Regions from separate parts of the Homo sapiens genome. Here regions 1 and 3 are each linked to region 2. Evidence: chromatin contacts called from ENCODE Hi-C or POLR2A ChIA-PET data. All regions are on one chromosome and are shown on one strand. Each heading gives the region's core, a stretch centred on a gene start or an enhancer-like site at or near the end of the contact. The rest is flanking DNA. Distances are from core to core; before and after follow the strand shown.

Evidence for each region. Hi-C counts contacts between places; a loop is a spot of excess contacts on that map. ChIA-PET counts read pairs that join two places held with the same protein, here RNA polymerase II (POLR2A). Pooled maps may share reads with other maps.
Region 1: a loop to region 2 is called in a map of dorsolateral prefrontal cortex, with 2.6 times the contacts of the local background. The contact joins the promoter of ALG1 here to the promoter of CDIP1 in region 2. A Hi-C loop is called at or near these places in 1 of 168 maps with a recorded cell type or tissue (dorsolateral prefrontal cortex) and 4 of 50 pooled maps. POLR2A ChIA-PET finds 5 or more read pairs at or near these places in 1 of 52 experiments (naive thymus-derived CD8-positive, alpha-beta T cell).
Region 3: a pooled map shows a loop between it and region 2 (13-fold over the local background). The contact joins the promoter of EEF2KMT here to the promoter of CDIP1 in region 2. A Hi-C loop is called at or near these places in 1 of 37 single-sample maps with no recorded cell type and 8 of 50 pooled maps. POLR2A ChIA-PET finds 5 or more read pairs at or near these places in 1 of 52 experiments (A673).

Annotation. Positions count from the first base shown.
Region 1 is chr16:5,068,729-5,073,098 of GRCh38, forward strand. ALG1 (ALG1 chitobiosyldiphosphodolichol beta-mannosyltransferase) reads left to right here and starts at 3,115. Exons shown (of 13, transcript NM_019109.5): 1 at 3,115-3,329; 2 at 4,223-4,300. The coding sequence starts at 3,122. RefSeq lists enhancers at 3,145-3,204, 3,235-3,344, 3,515-3,574.
Region 2 is chr16:4,537,049-4,541,715 of GRCh38, forward strand. CDIP1 (cell death inducing p53 target 1) reads right to left here and starts at 1,725. Exons shown (of 6, transcript NM_013399.3): 1 at 1,654-1,725. It also overlaps a transcript of C16orf96 not described here. RefSeq lists silencers at 1,122-1,341, 1,352-1,641.
Region 3 is chr16:5,095,700-5,100,130 of GRCh38, forward strand. It overlaps EEF2KMT (eukaryotic elongation factor 2 lysine methyltransferase), which reads right to left and starts at 2,096. Exons shown (of 8, transcript NM_201400.4): 1 at 1,945-2,096. The coding sequence starts at 2,040. RefSeq lists enhancers at 1-226, 1,715-2,340 and silencers at 1,777-1,936, 2,107-2,236, 2,547-3,086.

The DNA of each region.
Region 1 (4,370 bases), core at 1,865-4,364, 530 kb after region 2:
CGTGGTGGCTCACACCTGTAATCCCAGCACTTTGGGAGGCTGAGGTGGGCGGATCACTTGAGGTTATGAGTTTGAGACCATCCTGGCCAACATGGTGAAACCCCGACTCCACTAAACATACAAAACTTAGCCAGGCGTGATGGTGCAGGGCTGTAATCCCAGCTACTAGGGAGGCTGAGGCAGGAGAATCACTTGAACCTGGGAGGTGGAGGTTGCAGTGAGCCGAGACGGCACCCCTGCACTCCAGCCTGGACGACAGAGTGAGACTCCATCTCAAAACAAACAAACAAACAAGCAAACAAGGAGACACCTGGGAAACCTCGGGTGGGAGGCTGTGGGAGCTGTGGACAGACCGCATTCTGTTCATCACTCATCCACTGATGAGCCTCTGGATTGTTTCCATGATTTGATTCTTGTGGACAGTACTGATGTTTGTTTACAAGTTTTTGTTCGAAAACCTGTTTTTCATTCTCCTGGGTGTATACGTGGGAATGCCATTGCTGTGTCACGTGATAATTCTATGTTGAACCTAATGAGGGACCATACGACTGTTTTCCACAGTGGCTGGGCCATTTACGTGCCCACTGGCAGAAGATGAGGGTTCCTTATGTACTGCCCCATGAAATTTTATTTTACTTGTTTATTTTTTTGAGACAGGGTCTCGCTTTGTCACTTAGGCTGGAGTGCAGTGGTATGATCATGGTTCACTGCAGCCTCGACCTCCCTGGGCTCAGGTGATCTTCCCACCTCAGTCTCCCGAGTAGCTGGGACTATAGGCACACGCCACCACCATTTTTTGGGTATTCTTTGTAGAGATGGGGTTTCACTATGGTGCCCAGGCTGGTCTTGAACTCCTGGGCTCAAGTGATCCTTCCGCCTCAGCGTCCCAAAGTGCTGGGATTACAGGCATGAGCCACTGCTTTCAGCCTTCATAAAATTTTAATACTGCAGATATACTGCATGCTTGTGTATTGTATCATTATCTGTGCTTTATACATAAAAAGGGTAAGGATGTTTTGCTCCCCAAGAGCCATTTTTGCCCCCTTGGGAGCACCACTGGGAACAGAGGTTCTAGGGGAAGCTTGTCATTGTCATTACTTCTGTTAATCCTTGATCACCCCTCAAGTGGGTGCTCAGTCAACTTGAACAAAATCTGAGGCTCCAAGGGAGATTGAGTGACTTATCCATATATCCTCTTGATTGTTGGAAAGACTGGATCTCATGTGGAATGGATGCCAAGTGAGAAAGCCGGACAGGTGGGCTGGCCCAGCTATGAAACCGCCCCCCTGCTGGGGATGGCTCCGTCCCCTCTCTCCAGGAGACACCACGGCAACTCCCTCCCCGACGGAGGTTCACCTACCAGAGGGAGGCATCTACTTTTGGTTTGTCATCACCATAGTCTTTATCCTCTTAGCTCATCAGAGCAGGACAGGCTCTCAAAGACTTGAAGTTCCCCTCCCTTAATTCACAGACGAAGAAAGCAAATTGATGGGGAGTGACTCGCCCGAGGTGGAGCAGGAAAGCCAGGAGTCCTGAGGCTGAGGTCCCAGATCCCTACCTGTCCCATTACAGAGCGTCGACAGAGTTGGGCAGGCGATGTGTCACAGGCCTCCACCCCAGCACACGCAACCTGGAGGCAGGGGCCTCGCTGGGAACTGGAGGATAAATGCCGCTGCCAGCATGTTTGTATGCCCATCCCTGCTGTCTGCAGATACTTACTCGTCCTTCCTTTCCTTCTGAAAGCTCGGGTTTCAAGGTCTGGCTTAAGGCGTGAGCTGTCCCTTCTGAATCCATAGAAAGGGAGTGATGGGGCAATTGTGAAAAGCAGATGCAAAGTGTGCCAAGCCCTGAGCTGAGCCCAGGGACACTGGGGAGCCACATCCATGTGGGCTACCCTGTCCCGTGGGTGCTGCCTGTGGTCCTCATCAGGGGAGGAGTCTTGTTTGTTTGTTGAATACGGTCTGGGTGGTGGCTCTCCAGGTTCTGCGGCAGCTCCCAAGTGGAGGCAATGGGGTAGCATCACCAGTGAGCTCTTGGTGTTTCTCTGCAAGGGACCGCTTTCAAAGAAAAAAGGTCATGATACGGTTTGGCTGTGTCCCCACCCAAATCTCATCTTGAATTCCCATGTGTTGTGTGGAAGGGACCCAGTGGGAGGTAACTGAATCATGGGGTCAGGTGTTTCCCGTGCCGTTCTCGTGATAGTGAATAAGCCTCACGAGACCTGATTGTTTTATAAAAAGGAGTTTTCCTGCAGAAGCTCTCTTTTTGCCTGCTGCCATCTATGTAAGAGGTGACTTGCTCCTCCTTGCCTTCTGCCATGATGGTGAGGCCTTCCCAGCCATGTGGACCTGTAAGTCCATGAAACCTCTTTCTTATGTAAAGTGCTCAGTCTCGGGTATGTCTTTATCAGCAGCATGAAAACGGACTAATACAGGCCATCGCAGAGACACACATTAAACTCTCACTATGGCTACTTTGGGAGGTGAAATTGGAGGGTCACTGTGGAAATTTCCTTTCTAGCCATTGATACTTAAGCAAAATCATGATGGTGTTTACTTCCTTGTTTGTCCTTCCCCCTCTCTACCTTTTAAATGTTTTATTAAGTGTGATGTACACCCTGGAAAATGGGCAGGTAATCTGCTGCTTGAGGTACCGCCCCAAATGCAGCACACCCACATTACCAGCACCAGATCCAGAAGCAGAACCCACCAGCCCCTAACTTCTAACAGCGAGGACTGGTTTTTATTTACATAGACGGAACTCTACAATTCGTACTCGTCAGCATCTGGCTCCTTTATCAATGTTAGGATGAAATTTATCCAAATTCTTGTGTCACTATATTTTGAAATTATCTTTGAATCCTGAAGAGAGTTCTTAGATCCCAATACAGTAACAGCTTTACTTTAGTCGGGGAAATACACTGGTGTGTAGGGAATCTGGTGTATGTGCGTGTGTCCTACTACTACTAATTCTTGGCCCCGAGGGGCTCCTGGGGGTTCCCCGGGCCCCTGTTAGGGAACCGCGTCCACTTCTCGCCCTCTCGGCCCACTTCGGAGGCTCGGTCTGCGGCTGCGCACAGCGCGAGGAAGCGCGGTCACGTGACTGCTGCGGGCCAGCCAAGATGGCGGCCTCATGCTTGGTCCTGCTGGCGCTGTGTCTGCTGCTGCCGCTGCTGCTGCTGGGAGGATGGAAGCGCTGGCGCCGGGGGCGGGCGGCCCGGCATGTAGTAGCGGTGGTGCTGGGCGACGTGGGCCGCAGCCCCCGTATGCAGTACCACGCGCTGTCGTTGGCCATGCACGGCTTCTCGGTGACCCTCCTGGGGTTCTGCAGTGAGTGGCCAAGGGTCTGGGAGGGACGATGCTCTCTCAGCCGTTGATCCTCGGTTCTAACCGCCCCGGGGAGTCGAGGCGGAAGTGCTCCTTTAGTCGCCGCCTTTGGGCAGCTCTCCGAGATTAGACGAGCGGTTCTGCCCCAGCCTTTCCTGGGTGGGTCTCTAGGTATAGCCGGCGTTAATCTTGCCACGTGTCAGAAGTGTGTTAAGTGAATCCATTGCGTGGTCTCACGTAATTCTCCTAGTAAGTGGAACCCAGGTGCGTGGAACTCCAGGGCTAGTGCTGGTAGCTACGTCCCTGTGCAGCTACCCTTGTCAGGCTATGTCTGAGCTGACAGGATATTTCATTCCTCATCCCTCAACGCAGAGCTCTGCAGACAGATGTTTTCATTTGTTCTTCATGTCCAGCTTTTCCCCACAGTGTGCAGGGCAGCGGTGTCTGCTCCCTCATTATTCTCCACGTTGGTATCTTGAGAGGGTAGCTCAACCCCATCTCAGGAAGAAGTGGGAACAGCACTAGTTGCCTTTAATCCCTGTTTAGAATCTGCTATCCTAGGGTGATGGGGTAGAGTGGGACTTCCTAGGGATGGCTCTGTGGTGGGAAAATTCCACTATCCAGACAATCTAGATTAGTTTAATTGAGCACCTACTGTTTGCCAGGCATCATGTTAAGTGAAGGTAGGTAAGATTCAGGCCCTATCTCTGTGTGCCTCCTAGAGCAATCTGAACAAGAATTGGCCGCATTCTCTGTTCTGGCTAGTGAGGAGCAGAGAGAGGTTTTGAAATATCTTACTTTCCAAAACACTGTCCGTGATTCAGCCTGAGTTGGGAGATTATCTGACTTTAGATTGCTGCTTCTGGTACATTAAAGGGATCATTCTCATTTTTCAGACTCCAAACCCCATGATGAGCTCTTGCAGAACAACAGAATTCAGATTGTGGGGTTGACAGAACTTCAGAGTCTTGCAGGTAGGATGCCGTCAACTCCAGAATCCTCTGAATCCATGGGCTGGGGGCAGGGGGTGTTCGTTTGAAAAGC
Region 2 (4,667 bases), core at 475-2,974:
TACCCAGGGCTTCCATTAAGGTAAAAACCATTAAGAAGATAAAAAAGTCAAACCCAATAAACAACAATTCTAAGACTCTAATTAATGACATGCATGCTTATTTGGGAGGGAAAGGCACTGATATCTGCAACTTACTTTGACACAAAAAACAAGAGGGACTGCTGGTTGGACAAATATGTGATGAAATACAATAAAGTGTTAACTCTACATTCTAGGTGGTGGTCTGTGGGTGTTCACTGTAAAATTCCTTCAACTTTTGTATGTTTCACGTTTTTCGTAACTGAATGTGTAGAGGGGGAGTCTTCTGAGACTGGCAAGTGACTGGGCATAACCTTTCCGATTAAGGGCAGAGGGCAAGGCAGAGCTGGCACGCCTCCCTCCACCCAGTTCTACCTAGATCGGCCCCAAGGGAAGCAGCAAAGAACCCAGGAGAGCAGTAACTTGCCCGGGCACCGCCCCGCCCAGCATCAGGCCCCAGAATACAGAAGAAACTGGCAGAAACACTATGGAACGTCCCTGCCCCCGGGCCCGCCAACCCCCTCACTGGGACAGGTTCTCAGCCCCAGCTGCGCCCGGGAATGATCTGGGGAGCCTACTAAATGCAGATTCCTGGGCAGCGCGACGGAACTACAGCATCCCAACACCTGGGGTGGGCCCCAGGAATCTGCCCGTTTCCCAAGAGCCCCAGGTGGTTCTGACGCAGAGGATCTTGAGCCCACCTTTGGAGGAACTCACAGCCACTCGCCCCACCTCATCTAACACCTGTTGAGAAGCCCCCCAAGGAACTCGCTAAGCCAAGGTCCTCGAAGGCGCGACTCCTAGCCCCAAGCTAGGCCAGGCCGTCGCCATCTCCGCCGGGGATGCGCGGCCGAGCGCCACATCCCGACTCCACACGTCGGCGAGCCGGGCGCGGGTGCAGGACACTGCTGGGCTCCGGGACGGCCAAGGTCACCCGCGGGGCTCGGCAGGGGCTGGCTCGGCCACGGGGCTCCTCCTCGACCCCCTTTCCTTGAGAAAACAACTCCCACCCCTCCCCTCCCCGTCTCGCCCTGCAAGACGGAGATGGCAATTTCCACAACCTTCCCTGACGGAAAAACGTGCGGGCGAGCAGGCTGCCATTCCGGGCGCACAACCCCGCGGCACACAGCGGGGCGCCCGCCCGGGCCCCGCCACCGCAGCGGCTTCGACATCCCCAGGGCCGCGCTAGGTCTCGGCAGCGCCCTGAGGGGAGGACGGGCCCCGCCATGCCGCGCCCCAACCGCCGGCCCCGCTTTACCTCCAGAAGCCCGGTGCCCGAGGCCGGCCGAAAGCGGAGAGGGGCCCGGGTCCGGACAGGCGCCGGCAGAACAAGACCCTCAGCCCCGCGCGGCTTTGCGCGCACAACGAAACCCCCCAACCCACCGCCCACCCCACCGCCCAGAGGCTTCTAGGACTTGTAGTCCGCCCGGTCACCCCCCCCACCACAACCCGCTCTGAGAGGCTGGGGACTACGGTGCCCGGCATGCACCGCCCAGGCGCCGCGGGCGGGGGCGGGGAGGGGGCGCCACGGTCCGAGGTCACGCCCCGACCTGAGGAGAGCTGGCGCCCAGACCCTTCCCCCGGGGAGGAGGGCTCCCGCGCGAAGCCGTCTCCGAATGCGTCCAGTCGACTCACCGTCCCCGCAGCCCTGGGGCAGCGGCCGCAACAGCAGGACCGAACGCCTCGGCAGCTGGCAGTCGCACTTCTGTCACAAGGAGGCGGGTAGACTTTGGACCAGGGCCGAGGCCCGGGACGTCACGGTGGGGGGTGGGGTCTCGGGAGGCACGTGATGCGCCGTGATGACGTCAGTGGGAGCGGAGGCGATTTGGCCTAGAGCTGGGGCTGAGCACGTGGGATGGTCGGGGCCTGTTTGCCCAATGTACACGAGGCTGGAGAATAGGGAAAGAACCGTCCCTGTGAGCGCCTCCTCTTCACTCATGCCAGCAACAGGGCAGGGCATCTTCCTCCAGGGCTGCATTTTTTCTTTTATGCGACTAATATTTATTGAGTTTGGGAGGTGCATTACATAAAACCTTGAACCACACGGTCACTGTCCCTGCGCTTGAAACTGCCTTTGCAAAAATTACAACAGAAAATTATGACAGTGAAAGAGAGCTGACCTAACCCACTCCATCTTGCTTCTAACCTCCAGGTTGTCCTTGTTCATTCCTAGGCATAGGCAGAACTAACTTTGGGAGCAACTTAGTTTATAGTTTAATATTGAAACAAAGATAGTTAACAGCCCTTTCCCAAAACAAACCCCCTTGTTGCCTGAGAACCAGGCTTCCTTTGTAAGAGTAACACGTTAGCTACAAGATTAGACATTATAGTTTAGGGCCCAGCTCAGTGGCTAACGCCTGTAATCCCAGCACTTTGGAAGGCTGACGCAGGTGGATCACTTGAGGTCAGGAGTTTGAGACCAGCCTGGCCAACATGGTGAAACCATGTCTCTATTTAAAAATACAAAAATTAGCCGGGTATGGTGGCACGCACCTGTAATCCCAACTACTAGGGAGGCTGAAGCCCAAAAATTGCTTGAACCCGAGAGATGGAGGTTGCAGTGAGCTGAGATTATGCCTCTGCACTCCAGCCTGAGCAAGAGACTGAGACTCCATCTCAAAAAAAGAAAGAAAGAAAGAAATTACGGTTTAGGAGTCATGCACCCAGAGGCCACAAGATTCTAAACCTCCCCAGTTGATCCTAGGTATAATATCACTATTGTAAAACCTAAGATTGGTACTCTTAGGTGTTTTTCTGACCCTGCAGTCTGATGCACCAGCCAAGGCCACCTAGAGCTGTAATCTGACTCAACCAGTTCTTGCATCCTTCAACACCCTGTGATTTCATCTCCCACCCCACCAATCAGCACTCCCTACTCCTTGGCAGCTTATCTACCAAATTACCCTTTAAAAACTCTAGGCTCTGAATTTCCAGGGAGACTGATTTGAGTAATGAAACTTTGGTCTCCCATTCAGCCAGCTCTGTGTGGATTAAACTCTTTCTCTATTGCAGTTCCCCTGTCTTGATACATTGGCTCTATCTGGGCAGCCAGGAAGAAGAACCCACTGGGTGGCTACTTGCTCAGGTACTTCCTTTGTTACAGACAGTATACAAGGAAACCACAAAATGCCCAGGACTGTGAAGGAGAGGAAGGGACGCCCTAACAGAGTTACGGGGTGGTGCCACTAGACAGGTTGGTTAGAAAAGGCCTCTCAGAGGAGGCGATGCTGAGGCAGGGGCATGAAATTGAAAAGACATTCTATTCTGGAAGGGCATTCCAGAGGGAGGGATTGCCTTGGGTGAGAGAGTCAGAAAGGTGAGGATGTCAGTGGGGCAGGCTGGATCCAAGTCATGTTGAGATTTGTAGGTCATTTTAAGAACTCTGGCCAGGCGTGGTGGCTCATGCCTGTAACCCCAGCACTTTGGGAGGCCGAGGCAGGCAGATCACTTGAGGTCAGGAGTTTGAGACCAGCCTGGCCAACACAGTGAAACCCCGTCTCTACTAAAAATACAAAAATTAGCCCGGCATACACGCCTGTAATCCCAGCTATTCGGGAGGCTGAGGCAGGAGAATTGCTTGAACCTAGGAGGCAGAGGTTGCAGTGAGCCAAGATCACACCACTGCTCTCCAGCCTGGGAGACAGAGCAAAACTCTCTCAAAATAAAATAAAACTCTGGATTCTTCTTTCTTTTTTTTTTGAGATAGGATCTTGATCAGGCACCCAGGCTGGAGTACAGTGGCATGATCATAGCTCACTGTGACAACTCCTAGGCTCAAGCAGTCCTCCTGCCTCAGCCTCCCAAGTAGCTGGGATTACAGGCATAAGCCACCATACCTGTCTGCAGTTTGGATTTTTTTTTTTTTTTAGATGGAGTCTCGCTCTGTCACCAGGCTGGAGTGCAGTGGCTCGATCTCGGCTCACTGCAACCTCCGTCTCCCAGGTTCAAGCAATTCTCCTGCCTCAGCCTCCTGAGGAGCTAGGACTATAGGTACCTGCTACCACGCCTGGCTAATTTTTGTATTTTTAGTAGAGACTGAGTTTCACTATGTTGGTCAGGCTGGTGTCGATCTCCTCACCTCGTGATCCGCCCGCCTCTGCCTCCCAAAGTGCTGGGATTACAGGCGTGAGCCACCGCGCCCGGCCTGGATTTTATTTCAAGTGGAATTTAAAGCCCTTGAAGAGTTTTAAGCAGTAGAGTTACAGTCAATCTTCATTATTTATGGATTTTGTGTTTGCAAATTTGCCTACTCACTAACATTTATTTCTAATCCCAAAATCAATACTTGTGGTGCTTTCTCATTCATTCATGGACATAACGATCCTGCACATTCTCCACTGAGGTCAAATAAGGCAACACTGGGCTGTCATGGTGGCACTCGCCTTCTATCCCAGCCACTCGGGAGGCTGAGGTGGGAGGATCCCTTCAGCCCAGCAGGTCGAGGCTGCTGTGAGCTGGGATTGTGCCACTGCACTCCAGCCTGGGCAACAGAGTGAGACCCTGTCTCTAAAAATAATAGGGCAGCGCTGCCTACAAGTCTCCTTTTTGGTCTATTTAGTGTCATCTTTTTCTCATTTATTTTTACGCTTTTTATTGGTGATTCTGGTGTTTAAAATGGCCCTTAGTGTTGTGCAGAAGTGCTGTCTAGC
Region 3 (4,431 bases), core at 846-3,345, 560 kb after region 2:
GGAAGAAGGCTGACTTTTGGCCACATTAGTCCTGGCTACTTAGCGGCCACCCGGGTCATGGGCCAGCTCCCTGGTTGCACTGCTCAGCCAGGAATTACCAGGGCAGCCATGGCACCAAGGTTTGATGGGCTTGCCATCTAAGTGGAGATGCAGAATGTGCCCATACCAGCCTGAGTTACATTATCCTCTTACAGGGGCCTCAAGCCCAGCAGCGAGCCTTGGCTCCCGAGTTAGGCAGACTGTCTCGGCTGGTATGTGACACAGGGCAAGGCACTTCATTGCTTCAGAGCTCCCTCCATGCCATAAAAGGCCCTACAAGACCTGGTCCTAATCCCTCTCTCTGGCCTGTTCTCCCTCACCCCTGGCCCACCCTGCTCACTCCACTCCAGCCACACTGGCTGCCTTGGTGTTGTTCCTCAACCACAGCTGGCTTGTTTCCACCACAGGGCCTTTGCATATCCTGTTCCCCAAGCCCTTCCCATGGCTGGCTGCTTCACCACTCAGGCCCCAGTTCAAATGCCACCTCTTTGGGGAAGGCTTCCCTGATTCCCTGACTTTGGTGACTCTTCTTCCCAGTTCCCGCATTCACTATTTCCCTGTTTTATTGGCTTTAAAGCCACTGTCATCTGGTCTTTTCTTGTTTATTTATTTGTTTATTCTCTGGCTCTCCCATGCAAGCAGAGCCTCATCTGTCATGGGTACTGCTGATCCATGGTGCCTGGCTCACAGAAGGCATTTATTAAACATTTTGAGACTGAATAAAAACACTAGCTAACACCAACATGTATTTACCATGAGCCAGGCACTGATCCACAGGCTTTTGTACTCAACCCTGACAACAACCCTAAGAGGTAGGTATCATTATATCCCCCATTTTATTAATAAGAAAACAGCACAGAGAGATGCAGTCACTTGCCCAAGGTCACACAGGGCCAGGGGCTGGGCCAGGATTCGAAGCAGACAGGCTGTCTCCTGGGTCTGAACTCTCAACTACTGCACCCTAATCAAACAATCCCTCTGGTCAAATGTGAGTGGTAATAATAGTACCCACCTCGTGGGTGTTGAGGGTGAGCCCAAGTTAGCATTCAGCGTGGGCATGTGAACAATTACAGTCAATACTGAATGGAGACCTATGATGCTTTTATGAAGGTTTCTATTTTGGGTTAAAAATGCACGAATTTCTCTTGACCAGAAATGATCTCTGAGTGCAAATATTTTATGTCAATGGAATAACGCAAATGATTAAGCAACACCCCATAAAATGGGGCAGACCCAGGGAGGAATATATATCCAAACTCACTCATCCCAGTGAGCTCACCGCACATGAATTACAAATGAGGCCGGGTGCATTAAGCCCCTCTGCTGGCAGAAGGGAGGCTGCTGCCTGCCATGGGCCTGTGCTGAGAATGGCAGGTCCCCAGGGCGAGGAGAGGCCACCCCCTTCTCTGTCTCTTCCATCACAGGCGTGACAGCCTCAGAGCATGAGCCGATTCTGTGCAGTGCTCAACATACAGATGAGAATACTGAGGCACGAGGGACAGCCTGTGACCCGGTCACCGCGCTCAGGAGGACGTGGTTACCTGCGGTCCTGACGGCGCTGACTTTTTAGAATGGGCGAGGGCAGCTGTGTCCCAGTGACCAGAACGATTACTGCCTTTAAAAAGTCGTGAAAATGATCGTGAACTGTACCCCACACCGAGCGCGCGTCTGCCCCCCAAGGCTGTGGAGACGCCCCCAGCTTCCCCCGCCAGCTCGCGGGGCAGGAGGGGTGCGAGCGACTCTGGCCAGGCCCCAGGGACGGGGACCGGGTCGCGCGGCCCTGACCGGCGGGAGCCCAGGAACTCACGTGGCGGGAGCGCCAGGGGCTTCAGCACGGAGACCCGTCCCGTCTGCCCCTGGACTCCCGCGAGCCCCGCGGGCCTCTCCGCTCGCCCCGCCGCCCACCTGCCAGGGGAAGGAGCGCAGTGTGCGTGCCGCCAGGAAGCGGCGCTCGAAACTCTGCAGCAAGAGTTCGGTCCCCGCGTTCTCCTCGGGCGCCATGACGTGGGCGGGGCCGCAGCGTTGCCGGCAGACCGGGCGGAAGCCCGGCCTGGACTGAAGAGGGGGCGGGCCCAGGGCAGTGAGCGGGGGCAGAGAGGGGGCGGGGCCCGGGGGTCCCCCGGGGGTCAGGAGGAACGTCGTGGGGGCGGACTCTAGGGCGGGGCCAGGATGATTGTTATGAGGGCGGGGCCTGGGGTGGGGCCAGGATAAGCGTCGTTGGGGCAGGTCCTGGGTAGGGGGCAGGTCCTGGGTAGAGTCCAGGTTGGCGGGTCCTGGGGCGGGGCCAGGATAGGGCGATCCTGGAAGCTGGGCTTCAGAAGCGTCCAGGTTGGTGGCGTCCTGGAGGCGGGGCCTTGCGTGGGGGCAGGATAAGAGTCCTGGAGGCGGGCATTAGGGCAGGGATAAACGCCATTGGGTTCAGGAGGCGAGACTCGGAGCAGAGCCCAGGAGACAGGTCTTAGGGCGGCGCTAAGGCCAGACCCAGAGAAGAGCTCAGGAGGCGGGGCCGGGGCGGGGCGTTGACTATGTCGTAGCACATGGCCAGGCGGTGCTCGGACTCTGGGAGGCGGAGCTTAGGACGGGCCGACGTGGGGAGGGGCCCAGGGTCCGGGAGGCGGGGCCGAGTCCGGGCTGCGGGCTGCGCTCAGGAGGCGGGCCCTGGGAGGCGGAGCTTAGGGAGGGGCCGGTGTCGGGAGGGACCCAGGGACTGGGAGGCCGGTCGGGGCTGGGCTCAGGGGCCGAGACCTAGCTGGGCTTGGGGCGGGGCCGAGACGGAGCGAGGGGTCCAGGGCGTGGGAAACGGGGAGGGGTTTGAGGAGGGGATCGGAATGTGGCTCAAGTTCGGGAGGCGTTACCTGTGGAGGGTTTGAGGCAGGCCCAGCAGCGAGGCCACGGTCTGCCGACGCGGGGCCAGGGGCGGGCCCCAGGATCCGGAGCTTAGGGCGGGGCCGAGTCCGGGTTTGGGGACCGGGAGGCGGGGCCGGTTAGGGCGAGGGTCCCTGGGATCGTCGGGTCAGGCCTTGGGCCAACGTAGGCACTCTCGCAGTTCCTCCGCCTTCAGGAAGGTCTTTTTGGCAGGGGCCCTACGGGTGCGCGCTTCGGTCCTGGAGGCCTTATCCAAGCCTCCTCTCCATCAGCGCCACCCGTCTGGGGTCCGAAAGGAGGGAGCTTTCCCTCTGTCCCCCAGCCTTTGGACTGTCACCAAACAAGCCATTCGTTCACCAAATACTTATTAAGCGCCTACCAGGTACCTGACAAGGGAGATGTAACGGTGAGAAAAACTAGGTGTGGTCCAGGCCCTCCAGGGGCTCAGGGGCTCGTGGAAGAAGTGGACATTGAAGTATTTATCACACAAATGAGTATAAAAGTACAATAGCGATATCTGCCACGAAGGCGAGCAGACAGAGCTAGCGGGGCTTGCAGGAGGAGTTTTGATCTTGCAGGGACAGGAAGGAGGAGTTAGCTCCTGCGGGGTGGGATTGGGGGTGGTGGTGATATAGACGTGGGGACAGAGTGGAAAACAACAAAAATATAATTAATTTAGTTCAAAGTTATTGTGTCTTGAGTTGAAAGGCAGGGCAGTTAGCAACACAGTTCAGATTTCAGTACTGCCCCTGAAATCTGAACTGTGTTCAAAGTCTAAAACGTTTACCTTAGCAAATCCCTCATAAAACTCCATTTGGAAGAGTCCCGAGAGCTAATTTGTAAAGTATACTTGCAGAAGGTAGATGAGGAGACAGATTAAATCTTATTACCTCTTTCAGATGAGAGGCTCTTGAGCCCTGCTCAGCTATGAGAATAAGAGGGGAATTAATTCTAATAGAATACACTTGTTCTCGCATAGCTGTTGTTCCCCACCAGAACCAAATGAGCTCAAGATCTGACAAAGAAAAAAAAAAAGGTTCATCTTTTATTCCCCCAAACACTTTCATTTAAATCAAGAGGGTGGGATGTGGTTATTGCTGTGTTTTTAGACAGAATCAACAGTTTCTGGGTCTGAGATATTGCATACACCCTCTCAGTCCCTGTATCCTGAGATAGAGTCACCTGATAATCCACAGCAAGTCCTAACCAGGGATGGGTCTGGGTGCTTAAGGAAGGTTGGCTTCAGAACTGGGCCAGGGGCACTGCTTTGCTTTTGCTGTTTTGATCAGCTCTCTGCCTGCAGGAGACAAGGAAAACCAATGGTAACAAGTTAGTTACACTCATAAATCCTGGGCTTATTTTATTAACTCACATAATAGCTATTAATTGCCTTTCCTCCAAGGAGCAAAAGGGCATATACGGTCAATGCTGTAATAAGTAACACTGTATTATGTTATACTAAAATATTAATAAATCTAGGTTGGTTCAGTCTTTCCTGATTCCATAGATTGCAAGCAGATTGAGGAA